2 separate regions of the Mus musculus genome follow, and region 1 is linked to region 2. A link is a loop called in an ENCODE intact Hi-C map of the cell type or tissue named here. Cell type or tissue: heart. All regions are shown on one strand.

What was found. A loop is a pair of places that touch in the nucleus more often than their neighbours do. Peaks named below come from ENCODE experiments on the same cell type or tissue, not always from the same donor. Only the 100,000 strongest peaks of a DNase experiment are listed, where the experiment ranks them.
Region 1: it touches region 2 in a loop (1.8-fold over the local background); 1 of 42 quality-filtered maps calls a loop at or near these places.

Annotation. Positions count from the first base shown.
Region 1 is chr2:71,621,310-71,626,309 of GRCm38, reverse strand. No RefSeq gene overlaps it. Among named protein-coding and RNA genes, the nearest start is that of Gm36909, 32 kb to the left of the region's middle. In heart, no CTCF peak of the experiment used is centred here; a DNase peak (open chromatin) is centred at 2,959; H3K27ac peaks cover 713 bases; H3K27me3 peaks cover 163 bases.
Region 2 is chr2:71,749,331-71,754,330 of GRCm38, reverse strand. It overlaps Gm17250 (a long non-coding RNA gene), which reads left to right and starts at 3,826. Exons shown (of 5, transcript XR_866415.1): 1 at 3,826-4,320. In heart, no CTCF peak of the experiment used is centred here; DNase peaks (open chromatin) are centred at 2,350 and 2,870; H3K27ac peaks cover 1,545 bases.

The DNA.
Region 1 (5,000 bases), 130 kb after region 2:
CGCCTGTCTGAGGTACATCATACAATGTAACAGGTTCTCCAGGAGACATGAATAATGGGAGCAGCAAGGAACTCAGATCTGAGCAAAGAACCAGGATCAATAATTCAAGGGTCACGCAGAGGGTGGGCGAGGTCAAACCCCAATGTCTCCCAGGCTGGAAGAATTCCTTCTGCAGATGATGGGCCCTTTATGTATGGAATCTATTCTGGCCAATGTCTTGACAAGACATTGTTCTGAGGGAACACCACCTAGTACTGTCAGGAAATACTGAGCGTGCAGGTACTGGTAACTGTTCTGTTCTCTCAGAGCCTAAGGCCCTTCACCTTCCACCATTTTAGAGAGGCTGTGGTAATGGCTTGCACAGAAAGACCTCACAGTGACTCCCATTCTGACCTCTGCTTGTCCCCCACTTGTCACTGTTGCTGCTCACTTGCAGCCATGCTGATGTGACTGGACTAGGATGGCTGGGAAAATGGATGGGGGAGGGACACGGGGTGGGGGGGGGGAACGACTCCTTGAGAGCCCCAACATTCAATCACACGTTCCCCAGCCTGGAGGGCTCCCAGCAATGGCACTCCCATTAGCATGATTTCCAGCTAGCTTATTAACCAAACCCCACTGCTTCTGGCTTGCATTCAGGCCCTGATACAAAGGAATAAGTAAAAGCTGTTTTCTCCACAGCGGTATCTCGCCTCCTTGGCAGGTGGCAGAGGGTGATGTATAGAAGAGCTGGCATCTCCTCCTCCTCCTCCTTGGAAAGAAATTCAGCACACAACACCCCTGTCAGCCATCCCACCAGCCAGCTGACTCTCTGGGGGCAGCGGCAAAGCTGGCTCCAGCTGCCTTGACTAGGAACAATCCCCATGTGACTGAGGACTCTGTACTGGCTCTGCCCTCTCCTGGAGTCCCAATTCCCACCCAGGCGACCTCTGCCTCTATGCACCAAGCTCCCAAATTCTCCTCCCTCATCCTTCTGTGTAATCAATTCCTGTAAAATGTCATTGGAACTTTCAAGTACTGCCTTTCTAAAAGCCCATTAGTTTCATTAAAGCTGCCCTATCCTCCGCCTCTCTTTCCTTCATTGTAATACATACATCAGCATATTCTACTGGATGCAGAGCTATTGCCATGCTAACAGAGCCTTTCTTCTAAATGCTGAAGCTTCTGGAATAGCTTCTGTGTCTCTCCGTTCTTCTATCTGTGTTCCCACAGAAACAAAATTTGATGGCATCCACAGGGAGCAGTTGATAACACTGAGCTCCAACATCTGGTCCATCCGTGGCTCCTAATGTTATTATACAGAGGTCTGGGCTGCAACCTGACCAGGGATCTTGCTGGAGCTAGGTTGGCAGAGAAAGCACACTGCACTTTCTGAGACAATGTTACCATTGAGAGGTTTTTAAGAGGGAGGTATGAAACCAGAAAGAGTATCAAGTGCCTACCCTACCTTAGTGCACAGCCACTGATCAGGGTGCTGAGAAAGCCCAGGAGCGTCAAATGTCCCCATTTGCATTAGCACAAGGCAAGGTTGAAGGGATGCACTTGGCCATGTGGGTGGCACAGAGTAAACAGTTGATAGACAGTAAGCAACATCATTAATTCAGTGTGCGCCAAATAACATTCTCTGTACAAGACTCAAATCGCCTCTCTCATTTGCCTTCAGCACAGTCCTGGGAGGTAGTGCCACTTTCAACCCCATTTTAAAGACAAAGAAAGAAACAGAGTCCCAGATCTGTGGTCCCATAACCAGCAAGTACTGGCTGCAAGCTTTAAAGCCAAGTCAATTTGACTGCAAAGTGTCGCTTTTCACAATTAGCCCCATGAGCATCCTAGCATTTGCAGCCTAATTCTAACTGGGATCACCAAAGCTCCATAGAATAAGGGATTGTGAGATTTAGCCGAAACAAAACAATACCCCAACTAGATTCAAATTTTGGATAAGGAACAACTCTTAAAACACATCCCATGCAATATTTACTAATAATTATGCTAAAATATCATTTCTTTATGTGGCACTTAGACTCATACTTAGACTCATAGCCAACGTCTCATATTTTGCCTGGGACCCCTAATGTAGCACCACTCCCATAAAAACCCAGCCAGATAGTGTAGGTTAGAAACTCACAGGAGTGATGACTGAATTTACCCAAGCCAGCTCCAAAGTAAGACCCAGAGGCTCTGTGCTGTTTGATTGTTGTTGTTGTTGTATGTATCTTTTGACACAATATTTAGAAAATATCTCCACCACTCTGGACTGTAGGCAGATCTATAGGGCTTTTTTTTTTTTTTTAACTGATGTGGGAGGGCCCAGCCCACTGTGAGTAGTATCACCCCTGTACAGATGTTCCTAAATTGTATTTAAAAAGCAAGCTAAAAAAGCCAGAAGGTGCTAGAGAGATGGCTCAGCGGTTAAGAGCACTGACTGCTCTTCCAGAGGTCCTGAGTTCAATTCCCAGCAACCACATTGTGGCTCAAACCATCTGGAATGGGATCAGATGCCCTCTTCTGGTGGGTCTGAAGACAGCGATAGGGTACTCATATACAATAAATAAATAAGCAAACAAGTAAGTAAATAAGTAAATAAATAAATCTTTGCAGGGGGAGGGGGGAAGGGGTAGGGGATTTTCGGAGGGGAGACTAGGAAAGGGGATAACATTTGAAATGTAAATAAAGAAAATATCTAAGAAAGGAAAAGAAAAAGAAAAAAGAAAGCCAGAAGGACCAAATCAGTAAACATCACTCCTCCACGGCTTCTGCTTCAGTTCCTGCCTCTAGGTTCCTGCTCTGACTCCCTCCATGGACTGATCCCAGAGATGTAAACTGAACAAATCCCTCTCATCCCCAAGCTGCTTCTGGTCACAACCTATTGGAACCTGATGGGAATGTCCCCCCAGGACAGGCTAGAGCTGGACAGCCATGACCCGGAAGTGAACTAACAACAACTGGTGTATCCAAGCTGCACTGGTCTCAGCGGCTGCAGCCCTTCAAGTCTCAGCTGCAATTCACAGTCTGTGCCCTGTCATATCCTCCTCTGCCTGAGGCAGGAAACTCCTTCCTGCTCCCACCCACCCTGACATCTATTTTTAACAAAGAAACTAAGGATCTCCCTCATTTGAGAGACCAGGGTTGGGGGTGGAGGGGGGTGGGGGGAATGGCAGTTACATAGCCTCACCAAAAAAAAAAAAAAAAAAAAAAACACCAAAAAACAACCAACTGGATGCAGGAACAAGTTCACACTGGTAAACACCAGCCCTGGCCAATGCGTTCATTTTTCAAGTGTGAGCATGTTTTGAAGTCCAGATGCCATTTCAAAATGAGAATCTGAGAGAGCAGCCAGTGGGCTCTCCTGGCACTGAGTTCTTTTCCTCCTTCCCTGCTCTACAGAGAAGCAAATGTCACCGTTCTCATTTCCCCTTCTGTGGGAGTTGGTTCCACTGTTCTGACCAGAAAAGCAATAACCTTAGCCAGCAAGTTCCTCAGGCATTTCTGAAGCCAAACTCTGTGACCTCTCCTACCTGGCTCCCAGCTCTAAGTTATCAATGTAACACACACACACATTCGAACACGCACAGAGAGCCAAACCCACGTTTCTAAGAACTTAGCCCAGCAGTCTGACTCCAGCTTCCTGTAGACAAGTCGAAAGCCCCAGTCTACCCCACACATTCGAGGTGGGCCCCCTCCTCCAGTTTTGTAATCACCTGGTTTAGCCAGTCTGAGCTCTAGGGATCAGAGAAGGGGTTTGGCACCTTGGATAACCCCGAGCGCAATTGCTGTAGCTCTCAGCTATACCCAGGACCAGTGATTCTCACAGAGAAAGCCTTCCTTCCCTCACAAAAGGAAGCCAAATACAGAATGCCCAGAAAGATGTTTCACGTGTATCTAATAGTATGCCAATTAATGTTTTCGAATTGAATACTGTAAGCAACAGGTACGAAATACCTATTGTTTGTCCATTACAGAAGAAAAGCTCCATTCTTGGAAGTGACATGAGTCAGTCTTCCACATTTCATAGTTGCAATGATGGCCAATGATCGAGAGCCTGCTGACACCAGGCACTGTGCTAAACAGCTTACACACAGTGTACTGCTCGCTCCTGAGCCACCCCACCAGGTCAGATCGGAAAACTGAGGAATGCCCACCTGAAGAGCAGGATCTAAGCACGCTGACTCCAGGATCAAACCTGCGATCACACCACGTTTGTCTACTCATTGGCACGGCCTTGCGTGCCTTTCTCCTCGCTTTAGATGACACTGGCCTCTGGCCTCCCACAAAAAACCGAGACCATGCTGAGAATTAGGAAAAGCACTGTAAAGTCAAAGCTATTATTACCTTGCCATTTCCAACAGTCTGTAGAAGGTATGCATGATGTGAGTGTTGGAAGGCCAACACTAATAAAATCCTGTCTTGATAGAGTTCGTTCTCGTCAAGTCCTTTGCCAAATGAAGGAAACTTTCCATTTAAGCATGGGAAAAAAACATGTTACATACACACACACACACACACACACAACTGGCAGCCACTGAAAGAACCAATCTGAGACACCACTAAATCAGTGTGTTGGACCAACTAAGTGCTAAGCCAGTGCCATCTGCTGCTGGGAGACTCTAAAGAATGTCCATCCTCCACTAGTGTATCCTCCCTCTGACGTGAATGTGTTTCTCAAGACTTTGTGTGTTGAAATGGAATGACCTCTATGCGGGGTAGACTTTACAGGTTGATCCAGCAGTAGTGGTTAGAGTTGGTGGAGAAGAGGGATCTTTGGAAGATATTTAGAATGAATATGAATGAATGAAGAACATCACTGAGAATAAACTTCTATGAGTGAAGCCTGCAGCTTGCTCTCTCTCTCTCTCTTTCACACACACACACACACACACACACACACACACACACACACACACGACTGATTCTGTGAGATTCTGGTCCATGACTTGGGATCTGCGAGCAATGCACCCATCATTAGTCGCGATGCTTTGACTGTGAACCTTAGAACCGTGAGC
Region 2 (5,000 bases):
CAATAGCTAAGCCCTTATAGGTGTTCAATAATGTAAGCAGATGAAGGAGTAATTAATGAATGAACACAAAAGCATCCCAGAAATAGGACATATACTGTAGACTTTACTATTATGAGGCGTCTAAGCCTAGCTGAACAAAAGGTACAGGCTCATGGGGGCTCTCCAGAATTGAGCTTGATACCTTGATACATGTGTAAAATAAGCTTTACTACCACAGCATATTTGAAAGTATCATAACATTCAAATTACAAATGTGTATTTCTGTGGCTATGAATATTATAAGCTGGGCATGGTGGTGCACGCCTTTAGTCCCAGCACTTGGGAGGCAGAGGCAGGCGGATTTCTGAGGCCAGCCTGGTCTATAGAGTGAGTCCCAGGACAGCCAACGCTACACAGAGAAACCCTGTCTCAAAAAACAAAAACAAAACAAAACAAAACTGAATATTACAAAGATATATAATAGTGATACTAAATATTAAAGCAACTATACTGGGTTATTCTAATCCAGAAACTTTCTTTTCATGGTAATCTCTATTATTCTCCGTGAAAAAAATGACTCTCCTGTAGTCTTATTTTTTTCGAAACCTACTTCATGAAGTTTATTAGAACTAAGAGTTCTTAAATGCTTCAATATCCCTTCTAGCCCACCAACCAAAGGTAGGGGAGAAGAAAGGTTAACAGGAAATGGGGGATGTGGACCTGTTTAGAAGTAGTTCTTTGGGGGCAATTTTAAACATAAGTCGATAGCAGTGTCTTGATCCAGAAGAAACTGTGAGGCTCTGCCAAACTGGCACAAGCCTGGTGCTTTTTTCTCTATAAAGTCACAACAAGCAAAGATCAGAAAAGACCAGCAAAGCATTGCAAGGTGAACTAATGCAAGAGTGTCCTCCGTTTGTGGGGACATTGTGGGGACATGTGTCCTCTCAAGCATCTGCTCCAGCAAAACACTATCTGCTCTTTCACAAGACAGCTTCCTGAAAAACATCACATGACACAACGGAGTCTAGGAGTTTCCACTTCGCCCCTTTTCCCCAAACACTGTCAAAAGCTATCACTACTTACATGGCAAATAATTATTCCTCACAATGACAGGTCATGATTTTGGTCCTTACTCCCCACAGAAAAAACACATAGAATATGGCCAACTTAAGATGTACAGCGTGTGGGGTTGGAGAGATGGCTCAGTGGATAAGAACACTTATTGCTCTTGCAGAAGACCTGGATTCAGTTCCAAATATCAGCATGGCAGCTCACAGCTGTCTGTAATTCCTCAAGTCCCAAGGGATCCAACATCCTCTTCTGGCCTTCAGGGATATAGGCTCATATATCCAGGCAAAGGAAAATACTCATATACATAAAATAGAACAAATAAACCTAAAATATTTTTTAAAAAGAATATTTGAAGTAATTGGAGGTACTGCTCATGTTGGACATCATGTTTTAATCCAAAGACTTCTCATAGTTGGTAAAGTTCTGTCCTTGTTACTAAAATTCCTTCCACAGGAGAGACATAGAGCAACATCTATCCCTTTCAAAGTTCTAAAGATAAACTGAGACACAATTCTGCCAAACGTTATTCTAGAGAACCAATTAATTTACTGGGCTTTCTTAGGTAAGGGGCTACTTACAGGAGTGTGGCCTTCCTCCCCCAGTAGGTTGAATCTACTAGGGATGAGGGCTTCTTTGTAACCACATAGATGGTATCATCCCTGGTCTCTACCAGCTCAGCGCCTGCCCAGACTTGTGCAGCCTTGATAAGCAGTAGGGAGTATCTGGATACTAAGAAGAAAATTTCATGCCCTGCTTGGTGCCTATGGGCTAGTGTGTACAGCTGGATGGTCTTTAGCAAGGGAGCACTCCCCAAGATGGCCATTGCTTGGCTTGGAAGATGGTCAGAGGAGAGTCCTCAGTTGCCTGCTCAGGCACAGCTAGCAAGTTAGGAGCTGGCATGAATCTGCATCAGTCTTCTCCACATCAAAGGGGATTTTTAAAAGCAAGGCTTAGAGGACTTAAGTTTTCTTCCTATTTTTTTTTTATTCACTGTGAAAATGGAAAGGTGTTGTTGTTGATGCTATTGCTAAAGTACCATTATAGGATTAAGAGAGAGAGAAAAAAAGGCAAAGGCTGAGTAATTGTTTATGTAATTATTTATGGCTTATCTAAGATCAAACATTTTTAGGCCCTCTGAAGCAAAAGGGAAGCGGTTGTTTCCTGTACACCAACTTGCTTTGTCACAGTCCACAATTTGAAGACCATAATAAGCAGTAGAGGACATGATGACTTCTCCCCTGGGAGAGGGGTAATTCCTTAAAGATCCTGGACTGAGTTATTTGGTTCTGAAAGGGGCCCAGGTTTCCTTCCCTGTGACCATCATGGTGCCGAAGACACTTAATGGGAGGGAAGCTCTGCTATTTCCAATGCTGGTGGAAGTTCAGTCCTTAGTACAGGAACACTGGGGCTTTGGAGTCTGCAGAGCTGGTGGGAACCAGCCGATTGCTGTAAAGCAGATGTCAGCCCGACGCCACCTCCAGTCTTTCAGGCTGGGTCTTGTGGGAACTGTGTCCTGAGAAAGTGATGAGGGTTAAAGTTCAACAGTGCCTCATGGCCTGGGTTTGAAGTTTAGGGTTTGTAAGGCACCGCCCAGATCCAGAGCAGTGCTCAAAGGATGAGAAACTGAGGGGACAGGAAGGCCAGTGTGACCTCTGCTCACTTTTGCAGTATGCAATTCTGCTCAGCTCTCCAGCCATAGGCCACTCCGCACAAACGACCCTCCCACGGCATATAACCACGTGACCGGGTAGGTTGTGAGAGACCATCCACAGAGCCAATCAGAGCCTCCGTCTCCCGTTCCATTGTGCACCCTTGCCTGGTCTCTGAAGAAACTAGATTTTCTCTGCTCTCTTCAGGGGCTTTCCACACACTTGGCCCTCTGCCTAGAGGACACAATTGCCCCATGCCACTTTGTACTTATTCAGAAATCACTTTTTATGGAATGAGTTTCCAGAGCCATGCTACACCCGCAAGACTGGATTAGATGCTCATCCCCCTAGCACCTTCACGGCTCCGTAGAAATAAAGCATAGTAGTTACTGTTTACCTCAGAAAACCCGGATAAGCTTTCAACCATCTTTATAATTTGTGGAACACTTCAAAAACAATCTTACTCAGAACCAACCGTAATAGAGCAGATGCTTTGAGGAGAAGACGGTGAAGAGGGACGCAATGCCGGATCCCATCTGTGGTACACCTACCCCAACTAAGAAGCACAGGTGGGGAGATGCACGTATCCTTGGGGGAATTTTACTATTTGTCATAGGAGGGGAAACCCAGAGATCTGCATCCGAGGAAAGGTAATAGGATGTTTTATGTAAAGGTTTCACATGTCAATTTTATAATTTTATAAGCCCCCTATACAAATCCTTTAAAAAGCTTTATATATAAACCATATATAAAACCTTTACATATAAAGCCTTTTAAAATTTGTCTACCTTATCTATTAAAATATCATTTCCAGGGCTGACAAGATGGCTCAAGACATAAAAGCGCTTTCCTGTCAAGCCTGAGTTTGATTCCCAGGAGACATATGGTGGAATAAGAACGAGCTCCCACAAACTATCTCCTACCTCCTACCTCCATGCATGTCCTTTTCCAAATAAATTAATACGAAGTATGAATTTCTTAAGGGCAATATCCCTGAACCAAAGAACACGTGGGACGGAACAGGAATGGATGAGTAATGAAGAGATCACACCACACGGACAAGCTGCTTTAGCACTAAAGGGCTAAGAGAACTGGGGCCGCAGACCTGGTTAAAAAACAAGCCTGGAAAAGGAGATTTTTTTTTTTTTTCTCAAAGAACCAAACAAAGGTGGCCAAGAATCTAACTGTAGAGTATTCAGAGCAGGTGCAGAGGCACACAGCAGCACGAGCGATCCCTGCCCAGAGCAGGGCTCGGTTTGAGGCCCAGGATGCACAGCGCGCTGTAAGGGTTTTCCGGAAAGTCAGCAGAAGGGACATTCCAAGCCTGACTTAGTGCTCAGAAGATTCTTATCTGTCTCTGACTTGAGTGGCTTTCTCAGACCAAAGAAAGAACACCAGCAATCTGAAACGAACTTAATTGGCCTGGACAGTGCCAATAGTAACATGCGTTGCCATGGTAGCTAATGCGCACACTCCTCAATCAATAATGCCGCCTTATCTGCCTTCTAAAGAAAGGATAAATGGAAAAAGGAAGGAAGGAAAGCCACCGGTCCTGCAAAGATTCCCATATCCTTGTGCTGTTACCTTTCTGGATTCTGCCCGTTGCCTGAAAAGCTGACAGGTAATTATTTGGTTCCCAAAGAGCAAACAACCCTCACTTGATCACAGGGGCTGCTGGCATCTTACAAGGAAACTTGCGCTCTGTTTGACCGCTGGAAGGTGGAGGGCATTTTGAGTCACCAGAGAGAATTGGGAGAATTATTCAGAGTCCATTCCTGATGACATAGGTAGTAATTACAGAAGAAGAAATGGAAACTCGAAAAGCTCTAAGAAATGAGTGCTGCCTTTAAAGGCGGCGGCGGGGAGGGGGGGGTGATCTTATCATATTTTACGGTGACATTACATGTGGATGCTTTTAAAACTTCTCTGGTGGAAATGATCTGGAATTGGGACTCCACTGAAGATTAAAGGGTTTGGGGCGGGAGAGGGGATGAACTTACGTCTTTGTTTCACTGGTTCGGCTCCAGCCTTTCTCCTTCATAGAAAACAGACACAGGGAAAAAAAGCTCTGAGGTCATCGTATGGATGCCCTGAGGGTCAGAACCAGTCTATTCTCTGTGGGGCTGGCTGAAGTACTTCTTTCAGGAGATTTTGAAAGAGTTTAAGTAATGCAGCTCCCACCACTTCCTTCAGCAGATTTTAGTATTCATGGTCTTGAGCAAAGGCTTTTTTTTTTTTTGGTAACAAAATGGCAGGCAGATAGTGAGTAGCTGGCCGCTGCTCTCAAATCATCGAGCTGCA